Linked DNA regions of Mus musculus: region 1 is linked to region 2. Evidence: chromatin loops called from intact Hi-C (ENCODE). Cell type or tissue: heart. All regions are shown on one strand.

Region 1 (8,000 bases), 270 kb after region 2:
AGAACAACTAGCAGGGGTTGGTTCTTTCCGGAGTACTGTTGGTCCCAGGGATCAAACTCAGGTTGTCTGTCTTGGTAGGAAGGACCTTTACCTACTAAGTCATCTCCATGTTTGTTACTTTATTTGGGCTAAGCCTGAACAATCTTCCCAGATGTTAAAGTTCACATTCTGGATGTCCTGAAGTACTTACAACATACATATCTAACTTGTGATTATGCAATGTCCAACATGGGTGCTGGGAACCAAACTTGGAGCTCCAAAAAGAAGAGCAGCAAACAGTCTGATGCCCAAGTCACCTCTTGCTGTACTTAGAATCTAAACAACTCAGTCTCACTCTCAAGCACCTAGCCTTCTGTATTCGACTGTTTCATAACATGCCTCCTTAATACACTTGTCTTCAACCTGAAGGCAATAACCAAGTTTTATGTTATATGTTAGACCAGGGGCCTGACACACTGATCATAACTGGCAACTTGCCAGGATTTTATGTTTAAACCCCACTCCTGGGTTTTAATAATATTACAACATCACAGACCCCCCCAAATTAGTAAGGATGCAGACTTTATCATGGACTCGCACATTCCACCCAGGGCAAATGCTCTCTCCACATGACCATCTAGCCTCAGCCAGCATACTCTAGGGCTGGAGACTTACTGCCCTCCGTCAGTCTGTGCTACCATGGCAGGCTCTTTCCCAACTTGTCCTCTTTTATGAAAAAGAAAAACTGCATGCTCAGATTTCACTGCTGAGAGATGAGAGGTGAGCCCTGCCAACTGAAATCCTCTGCATACTGAAATCCCAAGGTGCCCTTGAAAGCCACTACAAGGCATACATGCTACCCTGCTTACTCTTTCTTGTCTTCCCCCGACAATCCCATATTGAGACCCAAGACTTCCCTCTACTTTTTTTGAGACGAGCTCTCTCCTAGGCTGAAGTTCTCCTAGTCTTAGCCTCCTGAGTAGCAGGGATTTGCAATCTCAGACAAATTATATCACTTCATTAAATTTTTAATGTGGTGCTAAGAATTCTGGGCCTCACACATGCTGGGCAAGCTCTCTGCCACTGAGCCACACCCCTAGCTTCCTCAATCAATCACAATATCTCTCAATTCTAGCTAGCCTGCCTGGAATAAGGTGGGCTAGCCTGCCTGGAATAAGGTGGGCTAGCCTACTAAGGCACTGTGGTTGAGATGAACCTAGAGCAGCATATTGAAGGAAGGAAGAAAGATAAAAGTTCAGAAAGAAAAAATTAAGAGAGAAAGCATTTAGAGGTCAGGAGATAGCTCACTGGGTAAAGTGCTTGCTCTGCAAGCAAGCATGAAGACCTGAGTTTAGATCCCCAGTATTCCAAGTAAAGCCTGAGCCAACAAGTCAAACCTGTAACCCCAGAGACTAAGATGGGCAAACAGGCAGGTCCCAGGGGCTTGATGGCTAACCAGTTTAGCTTAAATGGTGAATTCAAATTCACCGTTGAACCCTTATCTCAAAAAAATAAGATTTAAGAGTACTCTTTACTCTCGTAGAGGGTATGGGCTCCCAGCTCCTACATGGTGGCTCACAACTGTCTGTAACTCCAGTTTCAGGGGATCTGATTGCCTCTTTTGGCATCTGCTGATACCAGGCACTCAGGTGGTGCCCAGCATACATGCAGGCAGAACACCTACCTACATAACATAAAAAATAAGTAATAAAATAAGGTGGACAGAAATAGAGGAAGATACCAATGCCAACCTCTGACCTACCCATGCCCATGCACAGTCAAGTTCATCTGCATACATACATGCATGCACATTCCACACACACAAAGAAAGAACAAAAGAGGGGGAGGGGAAGTAAGAGGGAGAGAGGAGATGGAAAGAATAAGTTAAGAAGGATCTTTGGGTAGGAAAATGGAGTTTTTGGCTAAGCTCCAAGGCATAATCTAAATGTTAGCAAGCCTAGAGGCAAGAACGCCAGGGGACCACCCAGCAAAAGACATGGAAGGGGTCACTCTGGGTTTATGAGGAGCAGAGCAACAGAAGCACAGTATCAGGACCTGAGTGAGTTCTTTTGCTGGATGAAGAACAGACCAGAAGCACAAGCACAGAGCAGGAGCCTGTGACTGAGTCGGGGCGGGGCTAGTCAGGGCATCTGGGATGGCTGGATTCTATCTAGGTGTGAGTTTTGTTCTGTTTCCTTCCATTACGTCAGCTGGCATATGTAGCCATCATCAGGCTGCTGGCCTACAGAATCTCTGCACCTCCTGCTCTAATAGACTGCTTCAAATCTGTAACAGCCCTAAAAGCAGGTAGCCAGTCCTTACTGGTCTTTCATTCACTTATTCCTCCATGAACACACACACATCTACTCACTAAATACTAAAAGGCTCCAGAAACATTTGGAAACAAAATACAGCCATTGCTTTTACAAGGTTAAAAGACTTCTGGGATAAACAGATTAAAAAATAACTCTTACACCCAACAGACTCTTAAGCACAAGAGCAGAACGAACAAAATTCTGTGCCAGGGGTTGAGAACAGAGCAGAGCAGGCTGCATTTGACCAGCAAATGTTTTGCTTGGCTCACATGGTGTTTTACTTTGTTTTTTTTTTTTTTTTTTCTAATTAGGTGCCAACATTTAAAAAATCAGGACATTTCACACTTCAAACGCAGATTCCTAGCTTCTGGTAAAAATAGGAAGATCTGCACACACTAGGCCAAATTTCTACCCATGATAATTGGCAGGAGCAGAGCAGCAGCTGCCCCTTTCATGCAGAGTGGGAGCCTTCCAGTTTGCCACAGCCCTTGTTACTCCCTATTGCTCTGACATGGAAGCCAATGCTTGGTTGCCAGTGACTGCCACCTTGTGCACCGGTGCTCCTTTTTGTTTGTTTGATTGTCTCACTGTGTAGCCCTGGCTATGCTGGAACTCACTATGTAGACCAGGCTGGCCTCAAACTTAAAGAGCTCCAACTTCCTCTGCCTCCTGAGTGCTGGGATTAAAGACATGCATGGACCACCACCCCTGGCTGTGGGTAATCTTATACTAGAGTGAAGAGACAAGTAATAAACTCTGTTATTACCTCAGCACTGCTGAAGATGAGGCAGGAGAACTAGAAGCCTAAGGCCAGCTGGGCTACATGGGACCCTGTCTCAAAAAAGTATTATCAAAGCCTTCTTTAAGTGCTGAGCTATTTATTGAGGCATGTGTACCATGGAGCACTTTTGGAGGTCAAAGGGCAACTTGGTCCTCTCCTTTCACCATGTGAGCCCTAGGGATCGAACTCAGATCATTATCCTTGGCAGCAGATTCCTTCAACTGCTGAGCACCCTACTGCTAACCTCCTCAAAGGTGTTTATGAAAATGAAAGGCGCTGGCAAGGTGATGCGTTCCAAGTAGCAGGGTGTACAAAAATGTCCCGCAAGTAACAGAAATCCCTTCTATTTAATACAAGTAAGGGCCACCCATTCACGTGACTCACCTAACTGAAATCAGAGCCTGGGAGAACTGGCTTTGAAACAGGGTGGCCTGAGCTTGCAAGCTGGCTCCATCACACCCAGATATGTGTACCTATCTGCCCTCTCTATAAGTCAGTTTTCTCATCTGTAAAGTGGAGATAATGACAGTACCTACCTAGAGCTGCTGTGAAGAGACACTGAGGTAAAGGGCACAAGGTCTTAGCTAGTGTTGGAATCATGTCAGCACTAGCTGCTCTTTGTGCAAGTTCCTCCAAAGCCAGCCTTGAGGGACGTTCAGGATCTCAGGAAAGGTCTCACAAGGAAAAGTCTCAGGACAGACAGTGGTGGGGAACAGACCAGACCATCTAAGAAGACTCTGAGTCAAGCTGAGAATTAGTCAAGCCAGAATTTCCTGAAATGTGTTCCTGGCTGGTGGATTTTAATGACAAAATAGAATAGGATATCAAATCATACCAAATTAATTAAGATGACAGAGTCATTCTATTGTCATTCTCTCTTTTTAAAACACTTTTTGATTTTTTTTTAAAGATTTATTTATCATGTATACAGCATTCTTCCTGCATATACACCTGCTGGCCAGAAGAGGGCACCAGATGTCATTATAGATGGTTGTGAGCCATCATGTGGTTGCTGAGACTTGAACTCAGAACCGCTTGAAGAGCAGACAGTTCTCTCAACCTCTGAGCCATCTCTCCAGCCCAATATTTTTTTTTACTATATATTTTTTTCTTTTTCTTTTTTGTTCGTTTGTTTTTGTTTTTAAAGACAGGGTTTCTATGTGTAGACTTGACTGTCCTGGAACTTATCCAAAGTGCTCTTAAATACTAAGCCTTAATCCTCAGTATTTAAAATTAAGCTTTAAATTAAGCTCACTCTTAAGTACTAATTTTGAAAATACTCCTCAAACTTCCCAATCAAGAGATGTCTTGACTTGATCGCATCTTACATGTTTCTCTGACCGTACATGGAAATGTCCTGTTTCAGACACAGTAGATCTCAGCTCAGGTGGAAATGCTCAGAACCGAGATGCAAGTTACTCACACCGTTTTGTTTGTTCCTGCTCGAAAATTTTTAATCCCGGCACTGGGGAGCTAGAAGCATATGTATCTTTGTGAGTTCAACGCCAGCTTGGTCAACATAGTGCATTCCAGACCAACCAGAGCTTTAAAGTGAGGCTCTATCTCAAAAACAAACCAACAAAAACAGGAGAAATTTAAAGAATGTCAGATAAACAAAAGTGTGGGCACTTTGAGGATGGTTAGGAAGCTGAGAAAACACTGGTGGGTGAGGAATTTTGAGAAGAGAGAAGTGAAATTGGATGATGATGACGTATAAACTGCTCCAGCCTCCCTCAGATGATCCCTATGCCCCTCCAGGAATCTCAGCTTCTCTTCCATTGGGAAGTTGAAGGCACGGAATCAGAGTCCTCGGTCCAGGCCGCAGGCCCGTTGCCATGGCAATGCGCCGGTTCCTGCCGCCTCCCCGCCATCCCCGAAGTTCCCGCTCCTCACCACTGCTCCGCTTTGTCTCTCCACGTCAACACGGCCCTCATCGCCGTTTCCCTCACGCTTCGGGCCCCTCCTCCCAGCCTCGGCAGCAACAGGCTTCTTTCCACAAACCACTTCAGCTACCTGCGCTACCCTTAGCAACGCACATGCGCAATGAACCGCGCATGAGTTTCCCAAAGCTCCAAGTGCGCATGTACAAAAGGGAGCCCACCTCCTCCGCCGAAGCGCCGGGCGCGTAGGGACGCAGGAGGCGGAAGCGTAAGTATGACACGAGCGATTGGTCCGGAAAGGTGGGTGGGGCGGGGAGTCTTGACGACAGAGGGTTTGATTGGCGGGACCCTGGCTGTGGCATCTGTAGCTGAAGCGGTGGCGGGAAGGCTGCTGTGTGGGTTGATTGACTTTCACGTCGGTGTTTGGATTCGGCTCAGTGGTTTGAGTTGTGTTTTACTCCACCTCTCGGCCTGGAGCTGCAGCTGCGCCCCAGTGGACCAAAGCAGCAGGGATGGAGAGCCCAAACCTTGGGGACAACAGAGTCCGTGGAGAGAGCCTAGTTCCAGACCCGCCTTGGGATCGCTGGCAAGTTATTAAACCTCTCTCGGGCCTCAGAGGAGTCGCTCTTGTGTGGGTCTTCCTAACCTTTAACACAAGGTGGCACCTAGAGCTGTCGCCCTGTGGGAACAAGACTAGGGTGTACCCGATTCCTTGGCCGAACTGACTGGGGAGCTTGGAGGACAAGGGAGGTTTTGTGATGCAAGCAGGTTAGCCTGGGCCGGAAGGGACCCTCAGAAATAGCCCTATGACAAGTCACAGAGGAAGCTACTGTTGTGTCCGGGCTAAAATGATGCACGTATTTGCATGTCCCAAAACTTGGGCGCTCAAACACTTTTAAGGGCTGGGCATTTAACTAAGTTGGTAGTGTTTACGTAGTAAACACAAAGCCGAGGGTTCGAGCGACAGCACCGAATATCCGGGCTTGGCGGCGTCTGCCTGTGGAGGCAGGAGGATCAGAAGTTGAAGATGAGTCTCTGGTACGTCGTGGGTTCAAAGCTAGCCTATGGTACATAAGATTCCCGGCTCAAAAGCAAACAACAAAACTTTTTTTTTTTTAATGCTACTTCCTTTTTACAGATGGAGAACGGAGATTTTGAGCTCAAAGTGACTTTCTCTTTGGAAGATCAGCTAATAATAAGTAGCGAGCTGGGGTTTTGACCCATTTTGTTAACCTAACAGTTTTGTAGGGATTCCCTCAGGTTTCAGTTACCTTGTCTCCCTATAAGATCCTTCTAGCTGATACCTAACGCCAAATTCCATCTAAGAATGCCATGGTTCTAATTGTGGTTAGTCTCTAGGTCTTGCTTAGTGTCCCTATTTCCCTATTTGTAGAAAGTAGGTTGGGTTAGAAGGTCTCTCTAGAGACCCACTTTTTTTTCTTTATGTGTTTGTCTATATACGTAGGTGTTGGTGGAGACCAGAGGAGGTGTCAGGTTCACTGGCGCTGGAGTTGCAGGCAGGGTGTTATAAGCTGCCTGATGTGGGTACGGAGTCTCCTGGAATATGTGCTCTTAACCACTGAGCTATCTCTCCAACCCCTCACTTTTAAAATGTATAGTTTAGTGATTAAAATACACTGTACTAAACACTGGAGAGATAGTTCAATTGTTTAAAGCACTTACTGCTCTTCTGTAGGACCTGGGTTTGGTTCCCAGCACCCACAGCAGAGGCTCACATCCATCTATAACTTGGCTCCAGGGGATCTAAGTCCATTCAGGCCTCAGCACCTTCATGGTGCTCATAAATAAGAATAAATAAATTCTTTAAAGGGGGAAGAGATCCACTGCACTGGAGGTTTTGTGGGAACTATCCCCCCCCCATAACAGTATGGGAGAAGTATTAGGTGGGCCTAGGTTTCGGGGTCCACTCTGCAGGTGATTTGATTTTGTTATCACACAATTTGTCAATAAGAGTAAAATAATTCTTAGAGATTTATTTATTTATGTTATATATATGTTTTATATACATGGGGTGTGGGTGTGGGTGCTTTGTCTTGCATACCAGAAGAGAGCATCAGGTCCCATGTGATTACAGTTAGAAGATTGTGAGCCATCGTGTGGTTGCTGGGAATAGAACTCAGGACCTCTGCAAGAGTAGCTCGTGTTCTTAACAGCTAAGCCATCTCTTCACCACCCAATGAGAGTACATTTTAACCTCACAAAGTGATGAGAATCAAGACTGAAAGAGAGCTGGAAGTTCTTACCAGAAATTATGTAGCTTTTGGAGGGCCATGCTATTTTACAAAAGTGGTAGTTGTTGGTTCTCAAAAATGCACACATATGTGAAGTGTTCCCCTTACATGTTTGCAGGAAAGAGGGGGTGATTCATTTGAGCAGTTTGTCTGATCTCAGATGAAAAGTTCAGTTACTGGCTCATATCTCAGACTTCCAACAACTGTTATCAGAATCCTTTATTGAATCCCTATAGTGTGAATTAAGAAAAAGTTTAGCAGGTATACTGTGTGGAGAGTCCTAACATTTAAAAACCCATGTTGAGCTAGGCAGTGATGGTATATGCCTTTCTTCCCAACATCTGGGAGGCAGAAGCAAGCAAATTTCTGTGAGTTGGAGGCCAACCTGGTCTATGGAGTGAGTTCCAGGACAGCCAAGACTACACAGAGAAACCCTGTTTGAAAATCAAGGTGGAGGAGGACACTCATGTTGAAGGACAAGAAGTTGTTAGAGCTGGACAATCCTCATGGCACAAGACTAGCTCACTGACTTTAATTTGTATTTTATACAGTCTCATACTGCTGTGGGCAGAAACTGAGGAAGCAGGGTAAAAGCAATTTTAAGTTCATCACTTGGGTTTTGTTTTTCCAGCAAGGAAGATATTGCTGTTGGACTGGGAGGAGTGGGAGAAGATGGAAAGGACCTGGTGATAAGCAGTGAGCGCAGCTCCCTTCTCCAAGAGCCCACTGCTTCTACTCTGTCTAGTACTACAGCGACAGAAGGCCACAAGCCTGTCCCGTGTGGATGGGAAAG
Region 2 (8,000 bases):
GCCTCTGGAGTGTTGAGATTAAAGGCGTACACCACTATCACTCAATCCAAGTGGTAGGATTTTTAACCCTGCATTACCATATCCAGTTGATCCAGTGCTGTGGATTAAACCCAGGTCCTTGTATTCTAGGCAAGCACTTTAACAACTCAACTACCCAGCCCAGTGGTTCTGGTTTCCCTTTTTGTTTACTGGGATCAATTTTTCCCTATTGAAAAACCGTTTTAACATACTCAAACTATTTGTTACAAATGTATTAAATTAGTTGTCTCATCTCCACATATGTCTGTAATACAGATGGGCAGAATAAACTTGGTCAGTTCACATCAGTTAGAGAATCATCTTTAAATGAGTTCACAAAAGCAATTTTTCTCAAAAGTGCTCTGTACTTAAAATTTAAAAACTAAATGTTTTGAACTCTAAAGAAATGTGCTCAGTGTAAAAAACTTTGAAAATGTAGAAAGGAAAAGAAGAATAAAAATAGCTCTTGACAAAATTTTAGTAGGATTTTTTTTTAATATAGTACTTGCGTTTGAAAAACAATTGAGGAAATTAAAAACCTTTTTTTCTCAGTATTATTAATTCTTAAAGTAGAACCAGAAACTCATTCAATAATGAGTTTTTTAAAACTGTAACTGTGATTTTTCTATATCACAATTTCACTATAAATTTTTACTGATTATATAATACTGTGATATACCTTGCTGTAATATTTTCGTTTATGCATTTTATATATTAGAGAATATGAAAATACATTACAATATAGTTGTCTTAAAAATAATCCTTGAAATTAAGAGTTAGGAGTGGACCTTATGGTATGTAATGATATTCAAAATGATAGCTGCTATTCATTTATTTGCTTATAATGTTGCAGGAAGTATGTTTAAACACATGTAAATTTCTCTTTGATGTTCAAACAGCCCTATACTTGGCTTTGATAGCTTGTTTTTTCATTGTTGTTGATGAGACAGCAGAAACATAGGAAGTTAAGTATGCTCATAGTTTCATAACTAACTTGTTTCACAACCAGAAAGTTTCAGAGCTTAAGTAATCTTTCTTATTTATTTATTTATTTATTTATTTGCGACAGATCTCACTGTGTAGCCCTGACTGGCCTGGAACTCACTGGAGAACAGGCTATCCTTGAACTCACAGAGGTCTACCTGCCTCTGCTTCCTGAGATTAAAGGTGTCTGACACCACACCCAGCCTTAGATGGGTATGTTTTCTAGCTACTGTATTCTGTGTACAAGAATGTCATAGTTTTTCTTTCTGTAATTTATAAAATTTATATATAATAAAATATTAGCAAATGGCATTTAGTTATGAAAATTTAGATGGTTTTATTTTAAACCCTTTGATTTTTTTAAATTGGCTGTTTTATAAAATTGGCTCAATTTTAATAGTTTGCATTTATAGTTCTCCTGCAATATTTTTGATAATTCTCTGATCCTTACCTATGAACACACAGAAAATGCTTTTGGGCTCTCTATATGGAGTTTATATGCACATATGCCCGCGTCCAATCTGGGTTCTAGAGTTGGGGGTTTGAACTCAGGTCCTCAAGGTTTCACAGAAAATATCCTCTACCCACTGAGCAATCTCTCCAGTCCTTCTACCAGAAATACCTTAGAACATACATGGCTGTGGCCACAGATAAGCTTATAAAGATTCAAAATGCTAACACTCGAACTTCAACAAAATGTCAATACTACCCATAGATCAGATTCTTTTGAGTATATATGTGGAGCCCCAAGGTCTATGTTGGATCTCTTAATCAACCAATCTTTTCTTATAACAAAGACTTCATTTTAAGATTTAATCTTAGCTAAGAGGCCCAAAAGCAGTACAAATACTTAGTTGCTCCCTGGAAAGCTAGGGCTATGTAAGTTAATTCTTTATACCTTACATAGAATAAGCAGAACTTCAGGAGACATAGAGAAAAAATTAATATACATAACTAAATTTAAATTTTTTAGCTTAGGAATAAAGGTCTGAGCAATGTGAGTGGAAAGCTAAATTAGTTTGATAATGTGATTGGAAATAGAGAAGTACTAAAATTTTCTGAAAGGGACTTGCATGTTGAAAATTAGAGATTCTTCCTTGAGGGAGATAAATTTTCCTCTTCTTAGTATTTCCTGGTTGCCCGTAGCTGTCTAGGGCTGAGATCCCTTCTATGTTAGTTATGTCCCTTGGTGTTCAGGGCTTGTCTGATAAGACTTCATGGGCCTGTAGCTTCTCTGACAGATCTTTACAATCTTCCTCCTCCTCTTCTGATATGATCCCTAAGCCTTAGGTACAGGAATTCTATTACAGATGTAATTTGTATTGGTCACAATGTGATCTCTTGTTTTCTGTATTTTGATTGGTTGTAGTTTTCTGTAATAATTTGTCTCTTACAAAAATGTGTTTCTTTGAGCGGGGAATGGTGGCACACACCTTTAATCCCAGCACTCGGGAGGCAGAGGCAGGCGGATTTCTGAGTTCGAGACCAGCCTGGTCTACAGAGTGAGTTCCAGGACAGCCAGGGCTACACAGAGAAACCCTGTCTCGAAAAAAGAAAAAGAAAAAAAAAAAGTGTGTTTCTTTAATGAGGAGTGAGAACTAAATCTATCTATAGATATAAGAACAGATATTTAGCATGTAGTTAGAAATTGGAAGAGCCCGCCTGATTGGTTATTTAATACCAAGTAGTTATCCCTGATATCATAGATAGCATAATAATACCATAAGTAGCATAATATAAGCAGGTTGTGTTTAGGAATAAAGTGTATGTAATATATATAGTATCAATAATTAACCATGAATTTGAGAGTAAAGGGGGGATATGTGGGAGGGATTAGAGGGAGGAAATGATATATTATACTAATATTATAATAAAAAACCGTTATAAGTAAATTTTGAAAATACAAGAGAGTTTTTTTTTCTAGTTTTATTCATAATGGAATAACACAGAAGAAAATCTAGCTAAGGTTTCAGAGAGCTTAGCTGTGAGGTGACGGTCATGAAGCACAATTGTTCCTATGGGTAAAGCCACTCTAAATTTCAGTTAGAAAGAAATGGTATATATGAAGATTGACACTGTAGGCCAAAAAGCCATTCTTCTAATATCTTGTTAGAATGCTGTCTGCACCCTGTGCTACGTGCTACAGTGTGATCACATAGTAAGTGCAGCAAGAATCTGTCCTTTACACTCTGCTGCTTTTATAAAATAGAAAGAAATCAAAGTTTCTGAGAACAAACTTAGAGGGACACGAAAAGGTCAATGCAAATCTTGGATCTTCTAAAGAAAAAAATTTGGAGTCATTGATCCTTGTTATTGAAGTTGAGAATTCACTATTTGTTTTAGAATTCTCTATTCTCTTTTCCCTTTTAGAGACAAAATTAAGAGATGTACTATTTTTATTAGGCTGTAGTTGGGTGCTCTTTGGGATTAACTACTATAATATATATATATTATATATTATTATATATATTATATACTATTATATTATAGTAGCTATACTATGTTATAGTAGTATATTCACTGCTATATTATATAATATATAAACAGTAAGTGTTTTGAGGGAGATATATGTGATAAGTTATTTCTTTGCCAGTGTAATGAGCCAGTTCAAGCCACATTATATTTTATTAAATTCAGGTTTATTGAGAAGTTTCTCAGGTTGTCCAGTTTACTGGCCCCAAGGACTGATCCAGGAAAGTCCAGGGGGAGAAGTGGGGAAAGGGAAGAGAAAGAGAGAAATGGCACCACACAGAGAGAGGGAGAAGGAGATGTGGGGTGTGGGAGGGACCCAAACTATCTGGATTATAGGGAAGAGCTGCTGGGGAAAAGACAGCCCCAGCCCATGGGCTGGGAAGTTCAGGGTTGGGGGCAGGGTATGCCAGGTAGGGACTGAGGAATGCTGGGAGAACCTGGAGGCCAGGTCGGCTTTGATATGTAAAATATGCACCCCAGTCTCTTGTCCCAGGGTTCAAAGCCAAACAGTACCTGTTAAAGAAATTGCTAGAATAGTATCAGTTAACCAATAAACTAATCTAGTAAACCAGTGTTTTGTGCAGGGAAAAAGTAGAAAGGGTGATTCCTGTTGCTGTCCACTAGGTGGGGTCCTAGGCCAGTACAGGAGGAGATGAGAAATAGGGAATGAGATTTAGGAATGAAGCATATGCTCTTGTAAATTGAATTGACTTGATTACTATAGCTGTGGAACAAATAGTAGAAGATGTAGAGTTTGACAATTGAAATGGGAAAAGGTAAGGAATTTTAAGCAATAAGATTTGCTTAGAAACCTTAAGGAAGTACTATTTATTTTCTCAATTAACATTGGAAAAATGCTGTGTAGTTTTTATAAACTCTAGCAAAGATCTTTATATTCTGTATATTTAATATTGTTTGGATTGTTGATACCTACAAGGGAATGTTTTATAGACAGTTAATAATACCGACTAGAAAAGTGGCCATAAATTAAAAATGAAAACATAATTTTGGTCTCTTACAACTGATCACCAAGTTAAGTAACTTTGGGATTGTTAGTCTTTAGCCCTTAGAGCTGGAGTGTGTAGTTACATCCTTTGTAGACAAATTTAAAATAATGTAATGTGAATGTGGTGAGGTCAGGGAGTTGGCTTAGTGGGCAGAAGCACTTGGCTGTACAAGCCAGACAACTTGAATTCAGATTCCAGAACCCACACAGAAAGCCAGTTGTGGTAGGGCACATGTGTAATTGCAGTGTTACTGTGGTGAGTCAGGAAATCACTGAGAGGCTTGCTGTTCAGTGTGTCCATGGTGGTCCCAGAAGACTTTGTTTATAGAGCTAGAGAGATGACTCAGCAGGTAGGAGCACTTGCTTTTTGCAGGGGACTCAGGTTTCCAGCACCCACTTCATAGGTCACAACCACCTGTCACTCCAGTTCCAGGAAATCTAACTCCATCTTCTGTCCTTCAAGAGCACAATACAAGTGAGTTACACAGAAATACATGCAGTCAGAATAGTCATACATAAAATCAAAATAAATCAATCCTTTTTTTAAAAAAGTCAATCTTTAATGTGGTTGTTTGATTGGAAGTAAAAGAAGGTGTTACTGACGTTGATAAATGAAAGACATGACAGTGGATATCAATGAAACCTAAAGAATCTTTAGGATATACCTGAGAAACTTACATTCCAATACATTGGAAAATATGAAAGAAATGAGTGAATTGCGCAAAGTTTAACATCATAGGTAGATTTGTTATATGTTTGTCTTTCAAATCTGAATCATATTTCTTATGTTCAGAAACAGCAAGGTTTTTTTTTTAAAGATTTATTTATTATTATACATAAGTACACTGTAGCTGACTTCACACGCACCAGAAGAGGGCATCAAATCTCATTACGGATGGTTGTGAGCCACCATGTGGTTGTTGGGATTTGAACTCAGGACCTTCAGAAGAGCAGTCAGTGCTCTTACCTGCTGAGCCATCTCACCAGCCCCAGAAACAGCAAGTTTTAGGATGAAGATTAATATAAAGCAAATTGGAGTCCATTCTTTAAGTTTTGAGCCATTCGTAGTAGTGCTTGCTTATAATCAATCCCAGCTCTGGGGAGGCTAGGCAAGAGGATCCAAGTTGGAAGTTGGCTCAGCTTCTATAGAGAGACCTTGCATGAAAACAAACAAAAAATTAAATTTAACCTATTATCCTTTATCTTAAAAAGTAGTCCTAGCCCGGTGTGGTGGCGCACGCCTTTAGTCCCAGCACTTGGGAGGCAGAAGCAGGTGTATTTCTGAGTTCGAGGCCAGCCTGGTCTACAAAGTGAGTTCCAGGACAGCCAGGGCTATACAGAGAAACCCTGTCTCAGTGGAAAAAAAAAAAAAAAAAAAAGTCCTATGCTTTAGGGTAAAGGGAACTCTAAAGGAATTTAACATGAATGTGGTTTCTGTTCACAGGGCCTTGGTCCTTTGTCATAACCTTGAGTTTTAAAAGCTAGAAGGAAAACTAGCTTCCCAAGGAGATCACCATTCTTATTATCTAGAACACTGGCAAGGCCTCACTTTAAAGAGACAAACAATGCTCAGACATTAAATATAAGACAATCTCTAGAATAAATTGTTTTCATTAGTGATCACAGCATAACTTTCTTAAGAAAAACAGGCAGCTTTGGCAAGTTGGCACAGAAGTGAACTTAGCAAAGTGTGTATTTCAGAAATTGACAAATATGTGTTAAAATTTTACTTGGTTGTTACATCAGCATGACCTTTGATCTCACTGGTCAATTTAAGCAGATAAGATTTCACTTTTGAACCTTGACATTTAAAAAGTCATAATTACTACACATTTTACATTAATGTATGCCTCTTGCTTTGTGTATAGGTAAGACTTTGAAAATATCTCTATAGTCTCCTGTCTCTGCCCACCCCCAGTCTCTCCAGAAGAGTGCTGGCATCCACCACATCTAGCCTCATGTGGGTTGTGAGGTTTGCAGCAGAGGCTTAAGTCTGCTGAGACATCTCCCTAGCTATAGAGTTACTTTTAATACTATAATTAAAATTTGAGTAGTGATGTTGTATATGCTTATGTTTCTAAAGAAATTAACAAAGGGTTATTTAGAATGTCTAAAATCTATCTTATTTACTGTGATAACCAGCTAAATAAGCAGTGTTTGTGAAGGTATTTATGCATTGTGAGTATGGGTGGGTGTGGAGAATTCATATGGAAATCTCATGACACAATACAACATTTTAGAGTTATACTAAGAAATGGTAATGAAGGCAAAATCCATACTTACGTAACCTTATTAATATGCCTTGACAATATTGACTTTTAACAGGCCATTCAATGATCAAGCTTTTCCTGATATAGTTGGTATATTATTTTGTAAGGTTGTTTACCTGCCCATAGCCTCTCTTAAAATTATGTAACTAGGGCCTGGAGACATGACTTAGGAGTTAGGAGCACTTGCTGCTGATACAGAGTAGTAAGTTCTGTAAAACATGGGCTGATGCAGCAGGGAGGGAGGGCCTTAGCAGGCCCATGCTGAGGCATCCCCTCTAAGGTACCAGCTGTACAATAGGGTTAGTATAAAATGAAGTTTATTTTGGAGCATGGGAAGTGGGGTTGAGAATGGAGTACAGGGGGAAAAAGAGAGGGGACAGAGAAGGACAGGGAGAGGGAGGGGGGAGAAGGAATTGGCCTGCCATGAATTCATGGAGAGAAGGGGGAAAGGACAAGAGAGGCCAGAGAGGGAGGCCAGAGAAAGAGAAAGGGATCAGAGAGGGAGAAAGGGAGGCCAGTCTTTTTATAGCAACCATGGCTGTTGCTAGGTAACTTATCAGTGCCTAGAAGAAATGTGTAACACAGGGGATCTAGGATTGGTTCCTAGCATCTACATGGCAGTTCACAACCATCCAAAGCTCCAATTCCAGGGAATCCAACACTGTCTTATTATCTCCACATGGAATTAGTCATACTCTTGATATACAGATGTATATGCAGGCAAAACCGAGTAAATAAATCTAAAAAAAAAATTTTTTTAATGAGTTAATTAGGATCTAGGGAAAAGTCAAACTTCTTCATGACCAGAGTGCTAGTAGAACGGTGGATAAGTTCTTGCTGCTTTTTCCATAGCACGGATAGTTTAATATTGGCTGGTTTTTATTGTGCATCTAGAGTAGACAGTATGTTCTAAGTTCAGAAGCTATGGAAGATCTTTAAAAGAAGTATATTGGCAAAAAATTAAATGAACTACAAACTAATTTTCCTAAAACGACAAAAAGGAAAATATTGATCTTAAGTAATTGACAAAAGGTTTGAGACATGATAGTTAGTTTATAAAAAGAAACTTAGATAAAATGGAAAACTCTGTTTCCAATTTGTTCTTCTATCTACAATCAAAAAGTCACAGTGAAATTGCCAGAAAGCCACTACTGCGTCCCCTCAAATGATGTGTATATGTAGAAAATAGACTATTGTTGGCTGATTTGTTTTTGTTCTTTATATCTAAATACTCAACCAACTGCACTACA

Evidence for each region. Peaks named below come from ENCODE experiments on the same cell type or tissue, not always from the same donor. Only the 100,000 strongest peaks of a DNase experiment are listed, where the experiment ranks them.
Region 1: a loop joins it to region 2, with 3.0 times the contacts of the local background. A loop is called at or near these places in 12 of 42 quality-filtered maps.

What each region holds. Positions count from the first base shown.
Region 1 is chr6:115,850,678-115,858,677 of GRCm38, reverse strand. Mbd4 (methyl-CpG binding domain protein 4) reads left to right here and starts at 5,337. Exons shown (of 8, transcript NM_010774.2): 1 at 5,337-5,541; 2 at 7,839-8,000. The coding sequence starts at 5,468. It overlaps Ift122 (intraflagellar transport 122), which reads right to left and starts at 5,150. Exons shown (of 29, transcript NM_001167763.1): 1 at 4,969-5,150. The coding sequence starts at 5,009. In heart, CTCF peaks have their summits at 4,046 (motif pointing right) and 5,419; DNase peaks (open chromatin) are centred at 2,107 and 5,187; H3K4me3 peaks cover 2,315 bases; H3K27ac peaks cover 4,727 bases.
Region 2 is chr6:116,124,977-116,132,976 of GRCm38, reverse strand. The region is part of intron 3 of Tmcc1 (transmembrane and coiled coil domains 1); the gene reads left to right. Among named protein-coding and RNA genes, the nearest start is that of Tmcc1, 64 kb to the left of the region's middle. In heart, a CTCF peak has its summit at 4,095; no DNase peak of the experiment used is centred here; H3K27ac peaks cover 342 bases.